Regions from separate parts of the Homo sapiens genome. Here regions 2 and 3 are each linked to region 1. A link is a contact called in ENCODE Hi-C or POLR2A ChIA-PET data. All regions are on one chromosome and are shown on one strand. The core of a region is the stretch at or near the end of the contact, and the rest is flanking DNA. Distances in the headings are between cores, read along the strand shown. Region 1 overlaps VPS13D (vacuolar protein sorting 13 homolog D). Region 2 overlaps VPS13D (vacuolar protein sorting 13 homolog D). Region 3 overlaps VPS13D (vacuolar protein sorting 13 homolog D).

The links. A loop is a pair of places that touch in the nucleus more often than their neighbours do. ChIA-PET counts read pairs that join two places held with the same protein, here RNA polymerase II (POLR2A). Pooled maps may share reads with other maps.
Region 2: a map of Calu3 shows a loop between it and region 1 (3-fold over the local background). The contact joins two enhancer-like sites. A Hi-C loop is called at or near these places in 2 of 168 maps with a recorded cell type or tissue (Calu3 and vagina) and 4 of 50 pooled maps. POLR2A ChIA-PET finds 5 or more read pairs at or near these places in 4 of 52 experiments (AG04449, AG04450, MCF 10A and 1 more).
Region 3: a loop to region 1 is called in a map of ascending aorta, with 2.1 times the contacts of the local background. The contact joins two enhancer-like sites. A Hi-C loop is called at or near these places in 3 of 168 maps with a recorded cell type or tissue (aorta, ascending aorta and prostate gland) and 9 of 50 pooled maps. POLR2A ChIA-PET finds 5 or more read pairs at or near these places in 3 of 52 experiments (A549, B cell and activated CD4-positive, alpha-beta T cell).

What each region holds. Positions count from the first base shown.
Region 1 is chr1:12,308,198-12,311,642 of GRCh38, forward strand. VPS13D (vacuolar protein sorting 13 homolog D) reads left to right here. Exons shown (of 70, transcript NM_015378.4): 27 at 234-444; 28 at 3,257-3,428. Among named protein-coding and RNA genes, the nearest start is that of VPS13D, 80 kb to the left of the region's middle. Within about 2 kb of position 1,759, at least 6 of the 41 ENCODE cell types and tissues checked have a DNase peak (open chromatin) inside an H3K27ac peak, as active enhancers do; they include ascending aorta, where a contact is called at or near this core.
Region 2 is chr1:12,432,870-12,436,314 of GRCh38, forward strand. The region is part of intron 65 of VPS13D (vacuolar protein sorting 13 homolog D); the gene reads left to right. Among named protein-coding and RNA genes, the nearest start is that of SNORA59A, 73 kb to the right of the region's middle. RefSeq lists an enhancer at 618-762 and a cis regulatory region at 685-695. Within about 2 kb of position 1,527, at least 27 of the 41 ENCODE cell types and tissues checked have a DNase peak (open chromatin) inside an H3K27ac peak, as active enhancers do.
Region 3 is chr1:12,404,127-12,407,571 of GRCh38, forward strand. The region is part of intron 63 of VPS13D (vacuolar protein sorting 13 homolog D); the gene reads left to right. Among named protein-coding and RNA genes, the nearest start is that of SNORA59A, 100 kb to the right of the region's middle. RefSeq lists a silencer at 1,430-1,724. Within about 2 kb of position 1,810, at least 11 of the 41 ENCODE cell types and tissues checked have a DNase peak (open chromatin) inside an H3K27ac peak, as active enhancers do; they include ascending aorta, where a contact is called at or near this core.

The DNA of each region.
Region 1 (3,445 bases), core at 509-3,008:
TGGAGGCGGGTGGGCAGGGTGTGTCGAGCACATGGAGCTTTGCATAAGGAGGTCTGGCTGCCATAGTGGAGACTCCTGGACAGCCAGTTTTCTGAGTAGTGGACAGTGTGGGGAAGCAGGCAGCTGTAAACATTTTCAAAGACAGAATGAGCTTTGCATTTTTTATTTGTTTAGTGCAACCCCTTTTTGGGTCCCCTTTTCTTCATTACCTCTCTTTCCTTGGGTCCTTGTAGAAGACCATGTCTGCCTGCTGGATTGCGTTGTCGTGGATCTCCAGGACATGGACATCTTTGCTGCAGAGAGACATCCGAGAGAATACTCGAAGGCACCAGAGGATAGTAGTGGAGATCTGATCTTCCCTTCCTATTTTGTGCGACAGACAGGAGGAAGCCTCTTAACCGAGCCTTGTAGGCTGAAATTGCAGGTGGAAAGGAATTTGGACAAGTGAGTGTTTTTTTTTTTTTTTGAGATGGAGTCTCGCTCTGTTCACCAGGCAGGGTGGAGTGCAGTGGCGCAATCTTGGCTCACTGCAACCTCCACCTCTGAGGTTCAAGTGATTCTCCTCAGCCTCAGCCTCCCAAGTAGCTGGGATTACAGGCACATGCTACCATGCCCGGCTAATTTTTGTATTTTTAGTAGAGATGGGGTTTTACCATGTTGTGGTCTTGAACTCCTGACCTCAGGTGTTCTGCCTGCCTCAGCCTCCCAAAGTGCTGGGATTACAGGCGTGAGCCACCATGCCCAGCCAATGTTTTATATCTGAATAACTGTCTATGATAAGTAGAATCTTAACGTGGAAATCAGTGCTATTAAGATAAGTTTGGAAGAACTAGTTATTCACTTATTTCTTCGTCTATTTAACAAATGTTTATTGAGTCCCTACTATGTGCTGAACATGAGGGCTACTGTGATGAAAGAGAAAACTAATTCCTTTGAAGGAACTTATGTTTTGTTGAGGGATACAGGTAGTTAAGCACATGATTCTAATTTAATGTTTGATTTGATCTTTTTTTTCTTTTTTTTTTTTTTTTTGAGATGGAGTCTCACTCTGTCACCAGGCTGGAGTATAGTGGCGAGATCTCAGCTCACTGCAACCTCCACCTCCCGGGTTCAAGCGATTCTCCTTCCTCAGCCTCCCAAGTAGCTGAGATTACAGGCGCATGCCACCACACCCAGCTAATTTTTGTGTTTTTAGTAGAGATGGGGTTTCACCATGTTGGCCAGGATGGTCTCGATCTCTTGACCTCGTGATCCACCTGCCTTGGCATGCCCGCCTTGGCATATGGACATGGTGGCTCATGCCTGTAATCCCAGCACTTTGGGAGGTCGAGGCGGCAGATCACAAGTTCAGGAGTTCAAGACCAGCCTGGCCAACATGGTGAAACCCCGTCTCTACTAAAAAAAAAATACAAAAATTAGCCAGGCATGGTGGCGTGTGCCTGTAATCCCAGCTACCGGGAAGGCTGAGGCAGGAGAATTGATTATACCAGGGAGGTGGAGGTTGCAGTGAGCCTAGATTGAGCCGCTGCACTTCAGCCTGGGTGACAGAGCAAGACTCAGTCTCAAAAAAAAAAAAAAAAAGAAAGAAAGAAAAACAGGTTTATTATTTGTATAGAGCATGATTTGAATCTCTTTTTGGCCACTCCCTTCACAGTTCTTGGTTTGGGCAAGTCATTTAATGTCACTTTTTTAGTTTCTTTCTGGATTAATGATACAACTTAGCTGTTCTCACTGGGATGTTTGTGTTTCAGTCTTACGTGTTATTCAAGTGCTCCCTGGCTGGTGTTCAGTTATGGTTGGCATGGGCTATATTTGGTTTTACTGGCTAAGCAGTCTTAAGAGGAGCTTCGTTATTTAGAAATTGAACACTTTGTTTTCTTTTCAAGCAATGCTTTCCAAAAAACAAAAAAAAAGCTTTCCTATTCAGCTTATCTAAACTTTCCCCACTCCCATCAGTGTTTCTGTGCAGATAATTGTATTCTGTTAGGCCTGATAGAAGGTGATGCTGAATGCAAGGTGTCCTGTCAGTCTCACACTGCACACACAGCAACCCGAGATGGCACTTGGTCAGCCGTCTCTGTTTTTCTTTGTTATTGCATCATTGTCTTTTAAAACTCTGTTGTATGTCGGCTTTTCTCTGCAGACAAAATAACTTTTCTTATATACCTCTGCCATTTCAAACACTAGCCCTCTCTATACTTAGAGCATAGTGTCTGTAGGATTCACAATGCCCAGTTCACCCATGGGAGGTTAGAGAAAGCTTTTTAGTATTGAGATGAGGTACAGATGTGTGCCCCTCCCCCTCTTCAACTTTACTTCTGTCCATCCCAGCTGAGATGACGAACCTATTCAGAGTTTATCCTCATGTCCCATCTGGGCTCAGTATGAAACACTGGTGTTTGCCTTTAGTTACCACTAAATCCAAAGAGTTAAATAAAGATCTTGGCATCTTTTCTTTATTGCTTTCCCAAGTGTAATATTTAAGCTCTTTGTGAGTCTCATGAGGTTTTCCTTATTAATAGATTAGTTACCTCATACTAGGTTTAAGGATTTCCCTCCCTCCATTTCTTGCTCCTTCCTTCCTTCCTTCCTTCCTTCCCTCCCTCCCTCCCTCCCTCCCTCCTTCCCTCCTTCCTTCCTTCCCTCCTTCCCTCCTTCCTTCCTTCCCTCCTTCCCTCCTTCCCTCCTTCCCTCCTTCCCTCCTTCCCTCCTTCCCTCCCTCTCTCCCTCTCTCCCTCCCACAGGGTCTCACTCTGTCACACAGGCTGGAATACAGTGGCACGATCACAGCTTACTGCACCCTTGACTTCCTGGGCTCAAGTGAACCCCCACCTCAGCCTCCTGAGTAGCTGGGACCACAAGTGCACACCACCATGCCCAGTTAATTTTTGCATTTTTTGTAGAGATGGGGTTTCACTATGTTGTCCAGGCTGGTCTCGAACTCCTGGGCTCAAGTGATCCTCCCACCTCAGCCTCCCAAAGTGCTGGGATTATAGGTGTGAGCCACCACACCTGGCCTGGTTTGAGGATTTTCTAAATGTAAATTTTGGGAGAAAAGGGGCTTTTTGTAGTTGAAGCATGACAGTCATATTAACTTGCTTCATTTGGAGCTACATGAAATTTTTGTCATTGGAAGTAGGAATTACCTACTTGATAATGTAGGTGAGTACATTTTAGCCCCGTTGTTTGGGCGTGAGCTATGTCAGTGTTAAGTTAGTGACTTGTCTGTGTAAGTGATCTTTTTTCTTTTTCATAGAGAAATAAGTCATACTGTGCCAGACATATCTATCCATGGCAATCTCTCCTCAGTCCACTGCTCTCTGGATCTGTATAAATACAAGCTGATCCGCGGCTTATTAGAGAACAACCTGGGAGAACCCATAGAGGAATTTATGCGGCCTTATGATTTACAAGATCCAAGAATTCATGTGAGTGAGACCTTATG
Region 2 (3,445 bases), core at 277-2,776, 120 kb after region 1:
CAGGCATGAGCCACTGTGCCTGGCGTCTGAGTCCTCCTTCTAAAGGGAACCCACTGCACAGCATCTGGCTGCTGCCAACAAAATGACTGCCCCACCAGTCCCACAGGTGATGAGAGTTTGCAATGGCCTTCACAGCTTAGTACCTTAGTACCTTTTCTCTCCTGGTAACTTAGAATGGAAGCCCCATGGGGGCCCACGCATATCTGCGAGGGTGCACAGGCATGTGGCAGAATGAGCCAGGGGCCACCCTCTTGTTCTGGAGGTGCTGAGAGCCGGCCTGGCTGGGGGCTGTAACTGTCAGGCTGACTCCCAGCCACACTGTCCTCCCTGGAGTAGGTGCTCGAAACCTTTGCTTTTTGCCTTTTCGCTTTAATCTGGAACGCTTGGGGAAAAAAAAAAAACAAAAAAACAAAAAAACAACAACAAAACAGTAGACCAAATGGTGACTGAGTCCCAACCCTTCTTCAGGCCAGATGAAATCATGGTCCCTGCTGGCGCCATTCCTCCATCTCAGAGCCCTCACTTGGGTTCAGACCCTCAGTCACACAGGGAGCCCCGCCACAGCTGAAGTGTTTTGTCAGAGCAAGATTGCAAAGAGTTAACACTTTTGCTTTTTCGGAAAGTTATCTGTGAAGAGTATTAGTTGTTTAATAAAGCGTGCCTGCCCTCCCGATGAACCCGCCAGTGACTCTGCAGCTGGGGTCATTCCAAGTTCACGCAGTGGACTTTTGACTGCCTTCTGTGTCTGTGAAAACAGTCGGCAGCTCCTGCGGGGATCATTCATTCAGGCCTGTAACACAAAACTATTGCCAATGGGCACCTGCTGGGGCAGCTTCCCGGGAGGGCTGGGAGGAAGATACCAAACTCATCAGGCATCTGTGGAGATAAGAGCGGCAGGGGATCCACTGGGATCCCGCTAATCAGGCCTGCACTTAGACCCCACTGCCTGGCCAACAGGCTGGTGTCAGAATGTATTAGGCAGCCCTGGCCAGGATAGGATGTGAGCTAATTAAAGGCCTTTTACAAAGAGGAGGAGGTAGGGGGTGGGGAGAGAGAGAGAGTGAGAGAGAGAGAGAGAGAGTGTGTGTGTGTGTGTGTGTGGAGGAGGAGGAGGAGGAAAGAAGTTTGAAGTGCATTCCCCAAATTTCCAGCACATTCTTTATTCCTCTGTTTTATCCCTCAAAACAGAAGAAAACAAATTAGAGGCTGAGCATTTGGTTATTTCTAACCTGAAATTGTCATTCATTGTGCCTGATGCCGTATTGGTTTTAACTGCTATTTTTGTGGAATTACATATACTGTGAAAGACATCTTTTGCCGCAGTCTCCCTGGGAACATCCTGTTGTTGAAATGCCGTTGGTCAGCTGCTTGAATTTTGCCCTTTTCTCTGACTTTGACACATCAAGGCAAAAATAGGTACCTATTTGTGGTGTGTTCTAGGTTTCTCCCTTTTGCTTGGAAAATCCACTTGCCAGCTGTGAAGGGTGCTGCTGGGAGGATGAAATGAGTCAGTGCACAGCGTGTGCTCTTAAAGTTTGGTGGTTGAGGTGGCGGTGGTAGCAGCTTGGCTCTGTGGTTTAAAATGCCACAGCATGCACTATCTTGAAAATACTCAGTAGTCCTAGCATACAACTGGGTTTTAGTTACACCTACTTAAGGAAGAAAGCTCATTTGAAAGTGTTTGATTTTCCTGTACTTTCGTTTGTTTATTTAGCCTGTGTATTCCCCCCACCCCCAGTAAGCAGCAAACTAACTTATTTATAGGCCTCAGGTATGTTTAAATCTGTGGTATTTTCTTAATCAGCCTGATAATGATACATTTTTGAAAGCAGTTTTGTTCACACATAAACCTAAGCCTTTATTATATTATTCTGATACATTCCACATAAGCTTGTCTGTGCACAAAGAAACATTTAGATTAATCTTGTACTACATGGTAACAATCCTAGGAAATTCCAATCAAAAGCCAACAACCTGTTTCCTTCATTCTGGACTGTTGGTGGGTTTGTTTTTGTCTGTGGTCTGATAAGGAGTAACAACAATGTTAATTTTGTATTTCCTTGGCATTTGTCTCACATAATCTTTTGTCAAAGTTGACCAGTAGGCTTGTCAGGCTTGCCATGCAGTTTATGAAATAAATAGTTACAATGGAGTAGTTAACTTAGCCCTGCGGAATATGTTAGTGTATCCTTACCGTAAGTGTTTAAAATGTTAATTACATTTATCTTTATTTCTCAGCATTGCTATACAGAAAACATGGGATAGACACTGATACTGATTGCCCAGTTGAAATAAGTTTTGAATTTAGTAACTGAATGGATAGCTTTAAAAATGGTACTAATATTTTGGGAGACTGAGGTGAGCAGATTGCTTGAACTCAGGAGTTCGAGACCAGCCTGGGCAACATGACCAAAAAAAAAAAAAGTCTAAAAAATACAAAAATTAGCTGGGCGTGGTGGCACCCGCCTGTAGTCACACCTACATGGGAGGCTGAGGTGGGAGGATCATCCGAGCCTAGGAAGTTGAGGCTGCAGTGAGCTGTGTTTGCACCATCACATTCCAGCCTGGGTGACAGAGCAGGACCCTGTCTGAACAACAACAACAAAAAGATACTCATATTTATTGACTGCTTCACTATGTGCCAGGTACTGTTCTGAGTCTTCATACAAATTGATTTGTTTAATCCTCATAACGACCCTGTGGAATGCTAGTTTGTAAATGAGGATACTGACGTTCAGAGAAATTAACTAATTTGCCCAAGGTTACAAGGAGAGCCAGGCTAAGAACCGAGATTCTCTGATTCAGAGCCCGTCCTCTTAATACCAGTGCAAAAGCAGCACTCTATCTAGTAGGCTTCATTCTCGAACCTCTCTGCGATATATTTGCAGGGATTAACCATGTAAGGCTGTATTATCAAGGGGATACAGAGAATTTGAGTCACAGTTTAAAGTCATTTCCTGTGCTACCCTGTGTTGTATAATTAGCTCTTTTGTAGATGCTGTACCATCCAGGCCAAAGTGTGTGGCCGAAACCAGGAAATTGTTCTAACCCTGTCTGAGACACTTAGTGAAGGAGTTTTGACTTTGCTCTAACTCTACACATCGAGCTGACTATAGATTTATGTGCAAAAAGCATAACCTCATGTTAACAGGTCTATTTATTGTGTCTCTAGAGCAAGTTCACAACTATGTATGGACAACTAGAAATGCCAGGCTCTGTGCTAGGCACAGGGGACACAGACATAAACAAAACAAAGCCCTCTCCCCTTGGGGTCACCATCCAGCAGGGGAGGAGGACTTGCAGTCACACACATGTGGGAAAGTGTTCCAGGTTTGAGTTTGGTGTCTGTGGGGGTTCCTGTAGGGGGATCTCAGGAAGGGGTGGACTCTTCTACCCAGGACAAGGAAGGTCTGTACAGGGGAAGGCACGCCGGTGCCCAATCCTG
Region 3 (3,445 bases), core at 560-3,059, 96 kb after region 1:
CTTTTTCAGAAGGTTTATTGACTTACGTGTATTTGTCTTTAAAAAAAAAAAAAAAACGAAACTTAAATACGACATTGCCGAAGATCAAGGAGTAGCTCAAGAGATTCACAGATAATTCTGTAAAACCCATTTGCTCTCTGTTTAGCTCCTGGCTTACCTCAGTGAGATAAAAGCCTTTTTCCTAAAGTTGTGTCCAGGATCAAGAGAAAAAGCAGTCAAGACAGCATCTTCTTTTTGTGCCCGAGGCCTGCTCACCTTCCTACTTCTCTCTTCCTAAGTATCCACCTCTTTTTGAATGATTGTCACTAGGATTGTCTACTAGGAGTGTTTAAAGTCGACTCAGCCCACTTACCCACTGGGATATGGCCTTCTCTACCACCACATCAGGATGAAGCCCTTAGACCATCTTGATGACTACTTACTAGACACAGCCTGAACACCGTCTTCATTTTCAGCCATAAAGTTTATCTTCATCAAGGAAGAAAGCTGGGATTCAAATCCAAGCCTGTCTGACTCTAAAGTCTATTTTTTTTTTCACTATACTATGCTTCCCCATAGAACATAAGGAACCAGAGAATTTTAGACCTGTGAGTCCTCAGTGATGTACTTGCTTGGTAGACAGGGAAATTGAAGTTCAAAGTGTTTTGTCAGTCAAGGCTGTGTGGCTAGGAAGTGATAGGAGCAGGAGTGGATCCAGGGGTGTTAGAAAGTCTTTCCTTAGTTTGAGTCAAAGTCAGCCCCCTGCAGCTTGGACCCATTGGTTCTGGTTTTTCATTCTGTTGCACTTAAAGATAATACTCAAGACCTCCATCTTCCTACTAACCACCAGTCGAGGACTCTTCTCACTGCCCCATGCTGCCTCCTCTAAGATGCTACAAGATAGTCATCTTGCTGCGCAGAAACAGCTAGAGATATGAGCAGATAAGAAGTAAGTCTAGGGTCCTAACGTAGATGCCCGCAGGAGCTGCGCTGGCGATGCAGCGAGTGGAGCTGCACACCGGGGTGGTGTCGTGTCTGCCCAACCAGGAGTGCCTGCTCCATCTGAAGGGGCCGCCACAACCCGCTCCAGCCGCTTGCTGTCATGGAGGAATGTGAACCTGGTGTTGCCAGATCTTCAGATTTTTAAAGAGAAACCGGAAATCTGGATTTTTATGTGGAATCTCCTGGTTTTTAAACATTGGCAACCAATTCAAGTTTTTTGGTTTTTTTAAACCTTGTGGGCCTAACAAAACACATGTGTGGGCCTCATGTGGCCGTGTCTGCCAACTCACAGCTTCTAAAATTGACACACAGGTAATGAGACAGTAGTCTGGTCAACATCAGATCACATTTGGGTAAGGGTAGGGCAAGGGTGACAGCATTGGGGTGGCAAACTGGGGCCAAGCCACAGGGAGTGCTGGTGGGGACCTGGAGCAGGAATGGCTCTTGCAGCCATCTCTGGAAGAGTGCAGCGTGCCCTTCACTCACTGCCCTGTCTGCTTCATTCGCTTTAATTTCATGTTTCCCAGGAGATTAAAGATACTTATAGTTAGCATGGGAGTGAGGGGAAAACCATGGGAAAACCACTATCTTGTTAATATCCACAAGTATCCACTTGACTTGTGTGACCTTTGGAATGGGTTTGTTTGATAAAGTATATATTCACCCAGAGCACTTGGCACTTGCCCAGCAAACCAATGTGAAGCATTTCCTGAGGGTTGAGGACTTCTTGTTTTTAAAATCATCTTACTAAGAAACACAGACACCTCACTATTCCCTTCAAATTGCTCCCAGCAGAAAACTCCCCAGACTGAGAAAAGCAGTCTGATTTTCTGCAGTTGAAGTAGCTCCAGCCCCCCCCAGTTACATGATGGTTGTGTGTGCGCTCGGCATACAATCAACGAAATCATTTCAGTTGAATGTTTCATCTGGCACTGAATTGAAGGAACATTTTCAGGGCATTTTTCAAATCATTGTGAAACAATTACATGGAGCAGCCATGTGATGAGGTGTGTAGGGGGCACGCCGAGTGTAGTAAGTTAATGTTTCCAGCAGGGTGCGGGGAATTGGGACTAAAGAGTTAAATTCTCAGCTTGTGGGAGTCACATTTTACTGTGTCTTGAGTCTCCTAGTGGAGTCTGGGACTCATAAAATAATGTCATTTATTCAAAGAGTTTTCTAACAGAGTAATATGCCTTTATTAGTAGCTCTTAGAAGGGTACTATGCTCTTTTAGATGAATATATAATGGCTAAAAGTGTGTGCTTAGAAAATGGAGTCCTGTCCCTGAACAGGAGTCACGAGAGCCTGACTAAAAGGTAAACCACGTCTTTGGTATTGAAGGAATAATTATCTTGATTCTTCTGACTCCAGGCCAGAAGTGAGACTGTCAGAAATCTCAGAGGGAAGTCTCTTCAGGTTTACACTGAGGGTACATTGTTGCCAGATATAGTGTCTGTTCAAAAGGACTGAAAGCAGTTTCACATCTGCTATCTCAATTGGATTCCTTACTCTGCGGTGGAAGAATGGGGAGATAATAGTCCCATTTCACAAATGCAGAGACCAAAGCACAGCATTCCTGCCTGACTCCCCATTCTCTCCATTCTCTCAAGTTTGCGTGTTAGAAAGTGGCCGAGTGATACTGAAAATGCCAGGTAGTTTATACGTGTTTTTGGCTTTTTTTAAAGATCAAAAGAGGCCAGGAGCCTTTAAACGGTTTCATGAGGTGGCCTACAGCAGTCCTTTTTCCATTTAGAGCATTGGGGTATTACAAAAGAAGGGCTTTAATTGAGCAATCTAGTTTGGAAGAAAACCCACATTTTAATGGTCAGAGTGAGAGGGTGGGGGTTAGGGGGAGTTTCGAACAAAGACACTATTTAAAAAGCCTAAAACTGTCTTCTCAAAGGCTTGAAATAATTTGTTGGGAAACTTCAGACCCTTTACTTTTTTCCTCCCCTCCCTAAATAAAAACCAGATTTGTTAAAAGGAAAAAAGATCCAGTATTGTTAATTGTATTTCAGAAAGTGCCAGAGAGGGAAATATCCCTGTAGTTTTAAACATTGTCCCAAGAGGGAAATAGGCAAATACCCTGCTTCACATAAACAGTCTCTATGTACCATAAATAAACCTTTAAAGAATGAATTCCAGACAGTTTTGTTTAGTGCAGGATAAACTAAGAAAGGAAAGGACATGGCCGAGGGAATAGCTTGGGATCTGAGACCTTATGGTATATAGACAGGTATTTCTTCTTTCAACTCTATGAAGTTTCTGGAAGACTTCAGCAGTTTTCGCGTGGGGAGGTAGAAATAGACAGTTTCCTATTTTTATTAGGAGCTTATGAACACAAGATTGCCTTCTCCAAAATCCATTTTATAACAGGAAACTGTCTGCTGCTTGAGTAAATAAGCATCAACTTTGTATACTACTGTATTTGATTAGTCATTTAGTTACTACAAGAATAAGCCCTG